Regions from separate parts of the Homo sapiens genome. Here region 1 is linked to region 2. The links are chromatin loops, found by intact Hi-C in ENCODE. Cell type or tissue: sigmoid colon. All regions are shown on one strand. Links, peaks and the distances in the headings refer to the core of each region. The heading gives the core; the rest is flanking DNA.

Region 1 (4,394 bases), core at 124-4,123, 120 kb before region 2:
CCCAAAGTGCTGGGATTACAGGCGTGAGCCACCGTGCCCAGCCAGCAACAGCTTTAATAGTACTGAAAGGTAAACAAAAACAAAAACAAGTCAACCTAGAATTCCATAATGAGTGAAAATGTCACTCAAAAATGAAGGCAAAATAAAAACATGCTAAACATACAAATGCTGAAAGAATCCATTATCAGCAGACCTGCACTATCATAAAAGTGAAAGAATATTTTTCACATAGAAGGAAAATTATTTCAGATAGAAATCTGGATGTACACAAAGAACCAAAGAGCCCTGAAAATAGCAATCATGTGGAGAAACATTAAAAAAAATTCTTATGATTTAAATCTATCTGAAAGATTACTGATTATTTAAAGTAAAAAATAGGCTGGGCACGATGTCTGACACCGGTAATCCCAGCAGATTTGGGAGGCCGAGGCAGGTGGTTCATCTGAGGTCAGGAGTTCGAGACCAGCCTGGCCAACACGGTGAAACTTCGTCTCTACTAAAAATACAAAAAGTTAGCTGGGCATGGTGGCACGCCCCTGTAGTCCCAGCTACTCAGGAGGCTGAGGCAAGAGAATTGCCTGAACCTGTGAGGCGGAGGTTGTAGTGAGCCAAGGTCATGGAACTGCACTCCAGCCTGGACGACAAGAGCGAGATTCTGTCTCAAAACAAAATAATAATAATAGTAACAATGTAGTAGGTGGTTTTAACATATGTAGAAGTAAAATGTTTGACAACAAAAGTGCAAAGGCTAGGAGGGAAAAAATGAAAGTATTAAAGTGTTGTAAGATTCTTATACTATCCATGAAGTGGTATAATATTCTACTTGAAGGTAGAATGTGATAGGTTATAGATGTATACTATAAATTAATTCTAAAGTAACCACCAAAATACTACAACAAACAGTTAAAGCTAATAAGATAACAAAGGAAATAAAAATGGAATCATAAAATATACTCAACCCAAAAGAAGGCAGAAAAATAAGGAGAACAAAGAACAGATGAGAAAAATACAAAACCCCGGGAACTACCAAACCCTTGTCATAGAGACTGTGGAGGGGGTGGAGTGACCACCTGGTAGCCAGTGATGAGAAAGTGTACAGCATAAAGAACCCCCATCACCACTCCTGCTCCCATTGGGTGCCACAGACCAGAGGCAGCTGTGATTGGAATATGCATGATGTACATGGACCCACATGCACAGGTCAAATGCAAGAATCAGCAGTGGGCTGTCAGTAGCCCAGATCCCTGAATTCATCCTGTATCTAACGTGAGTGAGAGTCACCCCAAATCAGCATTTTCATACCATTCTGGTGCCCCAGTGCCCATAAAACAAGCACCATGGTGGCCAGCTGGAGTGGTTCACTTTCCAGACCTCTCTCCTGGAACCTGGGTCTGGCTGCTGGGTTCAACATGAACCCATAGGTGCAAGGTTGAGGTGAGATGGTCCTCAGGGCATCTGGCTGACCCCATAAACTTGATAGCTGGTCAGCAAGTACTCTCACAAAAGGAAACAGGACTGGGACCAACAGTCATCTCAGAGGTGTCCTCAGGGTACACCACCAAGATAGCTCTGCCAGCTCTGGCCCCGCCAGTCCCAGGTACTGCATGGGGACGTAGAAAATTTCAAGGTATGCATTTCCAACAACTGGGACCCATTTGGCAGCAGATCCAAACTCGGGGAACCCTGCCAGCCCTTGCTGGTCACAGCCACCAGAGTGGGACACAGACAATTTCAAGGAAGGCACTCCAAAGCTTGGGGCTCTGAAGTGTTGAAAGCAGGACAGTGGCCCATTTTCCAGGGAAACATGAAGAAGGAATCTCCCTCCCTGCCTGAGTGAAGTTGACATGAAGCAGAGCCTCCAGTCCACGTGCAATGAGGATGTAACGTGAGAGAGAAAGAAATGTTATTGTTTTAAGCCACTGAGATATGACGTTACTGTTACCACAGTAACTTAGCCCATCCTGACTAATGCTCAGGGCAGTCACCATGCCCCGCACAGAGCTGCCAGCACACAGAAGCACAGGGATTAAAAAGGAAGACACGCGGAGGGCTGGTAGCACCAGCGTGTCTTCTGTTGCTGTCGATTCTTAAATGTTTTTAACTGATAATGTTTGGCTGAGCCTAGCCCAGATTCTTATTCTTATTTTACTTTACAGAATCAAGAGATGATGAAGTTCTCTCATTAGGACTTTAATGTCACCCCCACTGAAGTGTTCTGCTTTGTCCTTACCCTGAAAGCCTGTCACTGGCCATGGTAAATTTAAAAGCAGAAAATTGAGAGCAGTCCAATCCTCCTAACCACATTCCTGAGAACACCCAGCACTTTGTCCACACTGCACCCTTGCTACATGCCCCTGCAGGCCCTGGAGCCTCCTGTGTGGCCTTTCCCACTGACTTCCCCAGAAGGTTCTGTTATAAAATCTCGAAGACATAGAAGCCAAAAGATGAACCAGAAATCCTACTCAACTGATCTCCTCCTGAAGGCCTTCATCTTTTGGGGATCCAAATACCTTTCCTCACCCAGCTTTCTATTCCCTATTGTTATTAATTGGTCTTCACATCCATTTAAATATAGTTTTGAAAAGGTAAGAAAATAATTGTCAACAAAAAATTCAATCTCATTTGTTACTGAAGCCTCCTTCCCTCCCAAGTTTATAATAAGTGGACACATAAATGATGTTTCTAAAACAGCAGGGAAGCCTCCAGCTCCCATCGTGGTTGCTACTGACATCTTCATGGTGTCATGCCAAAAAGTAGGCCCTTGGGATCCAGCAGTACTTCCTTCCATGGTGCATGACAGGTAAGGGAATTTCTACTAAGGCTGGGAATTGTATGTGACTTTTCCTGGTTGGTCATACAAAGCAATGATTTCCCCTAGGGTCTTGCTCCTTCTACAGAGCTACCACCAGGCTGGGAGCACTCCTACTCTCACTAACCCTGTCATTCCTGTCCTGACCGACTGATCTCTAATCTTATTTCTTGGACTACAGAAAACACTTCTTCCCTCCCCTTGTTACCCTGAAAGGCCTTTAATGACATTTCTTCAGGGCTTCAGGCTACAGAAAATTCAAAGCCAGAGAAGGCAATGTCTTCAAAGCCTCTTCTGCTTTGGGCCCTGGAACGAACTCTCTCTCCCACCCACCACATCCACCAATCAAGTCAGGGGACAGAATTGCCTGTCTACCTTCATACGTTGGTGTGCAAGGGTGGAGAAACATGGAAAATTCAGAAATGAATATCCCACTCAGGAGCAAATAATAATGATAATAACAATAATAATAATAATAATAATAATGTAAAAGTGCCTGAGATGAGTATACATAAAATATACACAACTTGGGTACTCACATAAACAAGCATGAGAGAGGAAAGAACAAATCATTTGTACCCGTAATTTCCAAGTGCAATCAAAATCAGGCAGAGTTCCTTGGACTACTCCTATGAATTTGCATAAATAATCTAAGCACTCAGCACATGTTCTGGGGGATTCAGAGCATTTAACAGGTAACTATTGTAAGTGGTTCTAGAAACCACTGTCCCTTTGTCTAATGCAGTTACTTCCCTGGATCGAATCCCATTTTGAGGCTGTGAAGTGCAGAGCCAACAATGTAAAGTGTGCCTGCAAAGTGATGTAAAATAAGATTTATTCAGGGTCTTCTGAGCCCAATTGTCTATAATGAAACTCTCACTTCTGCCTCTCCCTGGCCTCAGTTCCGACTCCAGAACATCACTGCACAGCCTGTGTGCTCTCTCTGCACTTAGGCTATCATTAGCTACAGCCGTTTTTGCCTCAAGTTCTGTACTTCTGGGCTTCCCGCATTTCCCAGTGAATGGCTCAAAGAAAGAACATTTTGCAAATTACTACTCTGTAGGTCAAAATTGTCAACTCCTCCTTAAAAACAACTGCAGCACCCCATTTTGAAAATGACTATTGTTATATAGCACTGTAAGGAAAAGACCAACATTATTGAATAGAGCCATCAAGAGCAATTTAGACCCATTTCATACCTGCCATATTTATCCTTGCTCCTTGGCAGAGCTGTGGTATGTGAGTATTTAACACCCTTCACAGAGCAGAAGAGCAGGCTGGCTATGCATTCTTAACGAGTCTGCCTCTAGAGTCCCAGGAATGAATGGAGAACCTCATTTCGAGTGAAAACACTGTCCTTGATACACACAGAAAATGAGCTGCCACAAAGCTAGGCAGAGCCCGATGTGTGTCTATGTAAAAGTGTATGCAAATAAACACAACTGACTCTGTGTATGGAAGTAGGAATGGCTGGGCAGGTGTGACTCCTGCATGCAAGTGAGCCTGAAGTTCAGCAAAATCAGAGGTTGTATGGGACTGCTGTCCAGATAGCACATTGGAAGTGTAGCACATTGCCTGGTCCACA
Region 2 (4,394 bases), core at 87-4,086:
TTCAGGAGGATCCCACAGCCCTTGACTTGTGATTTCTTCTCCATCTTCAGCCATCAACATGGCACCTCTCTGACCCTTATTCCATTTTCACATCTCTCTGATCACAGGCAAGAGAGGTTCTCAGCTTTTAGAGACTCGGGGTTAGATTGGGCCCACACAGTAATTCAGGATAATCTCTCCTACCACATTTTTAAATCTTCATCACAAAGTCCTTTTTGCCATGTAAGGTAACACTTACCAATTCCAGGAATTGGCATGGGGATCTTTGGTGGGGGAAGCATTATTCCGCTTATCACAGAGCAGATATTTTCCAAGGTAAAGTAAAAAAGATAAAAGTCTCTACCACAAAAGCATGTCCATTTCTCCTCATGCAGCCTACATTCACGGTATATTCCTAACAGTCACATCACACAGGAGCTCACATTAAGTTAACGGTCAACTAAAATTGCAAGATTGTTTTTTATGTTTAGGGCTAAGTCTTAAATAAACAATACCTATTTCAATATTTTTTTCTTGAAAGAAACTCCATTTTCAAGAAGTAAAGTGTTCAAATTATGATTGATTGATTGAGTGTAGCTGATATTAATCAGCCTTCTGGGTTAGCACTCACAGTCAAGAGAATCACGTTTTCATCTTAAATAAACAAACACATATTTACCTGTGGCTCTCAGAAGTGAGTTTTCATGAAAGACAATTTAGTTTTATTTAAGAAAGTTTGCCAGGCTCTTCTCATGGCTTATAATAAATGTAAATAAAGCCATGCTGCTTCCAGTGTTTAACAAATTCACTATCTATGGAGCACCTCCCAAGAGTGGACCAGGCACTGCTCTGAGCTATGAGAACACAGAGAGTAGTCAGAGCTGCCTTTAAGAACTCAGAGGCCAGGCTGGGTGTGGTGGCTCACGCCTGTAATCCCAGGATATTCGGACGCCAAGACAGGATGATTGCTTGAGGCCAGGAGTTCAAGACCAGCCTGGGCAACATAGTGAGACAACCATCCCTAAAAAAAATACAAAAATTAGCCTGGCATGCTGGTGTGCACCTGTAGTCCCAGCTACTTGGGAGGCTGAAGTGGGAAGACCACTTGAGCCCAGGAGGTCCAGGTTGCACTGAGCTCTGATCATGCTACTGCACTGTAGCCTGGGTGATGAAGTGATACCCCATTAAAAAAAATCAGAGCCTTGTAGGGAGAAAGGATTGTGGCCTTGGGAGAACCTCTCTGATGCAAGATCATATGGGGGTTATATGGGGGGACCAAGGGGGCCACACACCACCCAGGTGAGAGGAAGACACCAAGCCCTTCACAAGGTGACAACTGCTCCAGATTTAAAGTCAAGGAGCAGGAACAGTCCTGGCAGGGGGTAGAAGGAGCAAAGACATGGAAGTGTGAATGGTCTGCTCATGGAGGGTCTGTGGGATTAAGGGGCTGGGGCTGGGGAGTAGGAAGCCAGAGTAGGAGCAAAGGTAGAAGCCGGGTCCCAAGGAGCTTTGAGCCATGACAAGGTAAGAAGTAGCAGGAATGACAATTGGACACCTGGCTCTGATGGAAAGAGAGAGTGATTAAGGCTCTTCAGTCCAAGGGAACCACTGGAGGGGCCTCAGAGCACCAGGCGGGAGAAGGCATCATCTTTGACAGTGCAGGGTCTGCAGCTGGCACCATCTTTGCAGCCTCTGGCCAGGCTGCCCCCTTCCCCTGGGTTTCCAACTCCTCCTCTGGTGAGCAGGAGCCACCAACTCCTCCTCCCTATCACCGCATGATATAAAAACCCAGTGAACTGCAGCTCACGAGAGCCCTGGGACTAGTTCCAACTGCCTTACAAGAGCGAGGGCAGCCCATTGCTGTGAACGCTCAGTGCCAGCCCAATGTGTTCTGGGCAGTCTCAAGGAAACAAACAACCCGCTTAATAACCATTCATTCGGAATTGTATCCAAGAGTGCCCGGCCACTCTTCTCTAGGTGGAAACCAAATCTAACTGATTTATTTTAAGTGAGAGTTACACAAGTCATCACTAAGTACAGATTTAAGCTTTCAGAATTAATGAAAGGAAAAAATTGCGAATGTGCCCAAACCACAGTCCAAACGAGGCTTTGTCCTTGAACAATCGTAATTCAGGATTGTCGTCTCCGGGCCTGATAGTGAAAAGGAGACTTTATCCAGCCCCTTCTCCAAATAATAAAAATTGATTTTTGACTGGGGCAATCTATTGTTCCAGATCATTAACTTCAGAGAATAAATCATTTTCTGGGGTTTGCTGTTTCAGGTGGCTGGCAGTGCAGAACTAAAAGCTGCTTTCAGCTGGAAGGAGACTGGGGAGGAAAAAGCGGCCTCCCTTTTCTGATTCTCTGGGCTTCCTTTTAGGTATTTGAGTTCCAGCTAGAACTAAATGCTTAAGGCTTCTCATCATGAGGGTTGAGTTTCAGCTTTTCTTTCTGAAATGCCTTCTACCCACCCCTCCGGGTCAGCCTGGGGACATTAAGGATGGAGCTGACCCCAGCAGCAACTGATCCATGGGGCCCGGGACATGCCAACCCCACCCTGAGATCAGAGCAGGGAAACAGTGGAAAATAAGAAGTAGCAGTCTTAGTTTCCCTCTCTGTCCTCATCTTCTTTGAAATGTCCCTTTCTGCTAATGAGGCAGCTCTCCCTGGTTCCCCATCCTTGCACAGGTGTGGCTTTAGCCAGGGAAGAGAGGATGGTCTTACAGGTCACCTCCTCTGCCTTCTAGCCAAGGTCACTGGGATTGACAGTCCCTGTGGCTGTGGAGGGGAGACCTGAGGTATGCACTTGCCCTCCAGGTCCTCACTGGTTTCCTCTGGGTGAGTGGGGGCAGGGGGTGTTGAATAGCGTTGGCCCCTGAAATCTTCAGAGGAGACCACTGTTAGCTCCACAGGCCTGTGGCCTCTCAGCCACACCCCATGTGTCCTCAGCCACCTTCCCTACACCCGCACAGCCAGTAGGGAACCAGGAAAAGTGTCTCAAGCTGTTTCTTTGTTTAAGCATCCTACTCTGCCATTTTTCCCAATGCCATCACCAGCCTAGTGGGCCTGAGGCTGCCCAGAGCCAGAGGTTAACCAGGACTGGAGACGCAAGTCCCTATACTGTGGGCTTCCCTTGCAGCAGCCCCATGCCCCTGTCTTCTCGGTCCCAATCCCATGATCACCACTGATGAGGACAAGGAGTGGGGGACTGAGTTCCTCAGGACCCTAGGGAGAAGTTTCCCAAAATCCCTCCATCCTCATACCATGCCCCTTCCCACCTGGGGGAACAGAGCACTCCTGCATCTGTTCTTCCTTCTGATCCACCTGACAGATGCCCTTGTCCTAGAAACCCACACTTACTCCCCAGACTTCTGAGTTTTGTGGTCCAGGCCTAGAGTCAGACCCAATGCAAAGAGAAAAGCTCATTTAGCCTAAGGGAAATGGTTGGGTTTGAGTTGCTTTCTGCTATTTTTAGTGATTATTAATGAATGCAGGACTGGACACGAAGTTCCTGCTTGAATTTTCCCAAGGACAGTTCTGGGGGCCTCCTCCCTCTGAGACACCAGGGATGAGGGGGCTGGTAGGAGGGGTTCCACCTTGGATTCCATCTGTGCAGGGCCTCCCAGGGCAGAGGAGGGACTCTGCTGGCCTACACACATCCCTTCACAAGTGAGTAGGAAAACCAGGGGACCTGGCACCAGGCCAGCAGGAACAGAGGTGCCAGGCCTCAGTGAAGGCCAGCCTCTTTTGGACACCGAACTGCAGTGGCTGAGCCCTGGGGTTTGTTAGGCATCCTGATGTGAGATCTGAAACCCTGGATGCTCAGAGCCACCATCTCCCTACATCTTGTTCCCTGCAGAGGGGATTCTTCTCCCAGACACCAGATCCTGGAAGGGGGCTGACACACTGCCCACCTGCCCAGTCCTCTCTGTCCAGGTCTGAGCTTGTTCCTTAGGAGCCAACCCACCCACCATAGCATCACTGCCTGCTCCATTATCACAGCCTCTGAGGCAGTCACAGCCTCAGGCACTTCCTGCTGGGCAAAGAGGAAAGTGGAGCAGGAGCCATCCAAGCCAGACCCGGACCTGATGAGGACCACCTTTTTGGACACTGTCCTTAGGAAGCCCATTTCTCCTGCCCACTGGGTCAGAACTCACTCCTGTTGCCAGCCGCAGCCGCCCAGGAATGTTCCCCCGACCCCTAGCTCCAGGGCCTCCCACTCCCTCTGAGGCCCCAGCAAGTCATTCACGGGCCTCTGTTATGTGTCCATTGGCATGGGCCTACTCCTTCACCAAGAACCCATGGCCCTGTCTTCCTCTACTGGGGCTCTACTTTTCCTTTTTGTGGCTACACTGTTGCCACAAATTTATTTTCTGCAGATCCCAGAGGCTTGTCCTGGGAGAGGCAAGAGTAAG

Evidence for each region. Peaks named below come from ENCODE experiments on the same cell type or tissue, not always from the same donor. Only the 100,000 strongest peaks of a DNase experiment are listed, where the experiment ranks them.
Region 1: a loop joins it to region 2, with 3 times the contacts of the local background. A loop is called at or near these places in 1 of 110 quality-filtered maps.

Annotation. Positions count from the first base shown.
Region 1 is chr10:84,704,596-84,708,989 of GRCh38, reverse strand. No RefSeq gene overlaps it. Among named protein-coding and RNA genes, the nearest start is that of CCSER2, 380 kb to the right of the region's middle. In sigmoid colon, for the core only: no CTCF peak of the experiment used is centred there; a DNase peak (open chromatin) is centred at 1,899.
Region 2 is chr10:84,588,421-84,592,814 of GRCh38, reverse strand. No RefSeq gene overlaps it. Among named protein-coding and RNA genes, the nearest start is that of CCSER2, 260 kb to the right of the region's middle. RefSeq lists enhancers at 1,669-2,170, 3,527-4,040, 4,041-4,394. In sigmoid colon, for the core only: no CTCF peak of the experiment used is centred there; DNase peaks (open chromatin) are centred at 1,814 and 3,662.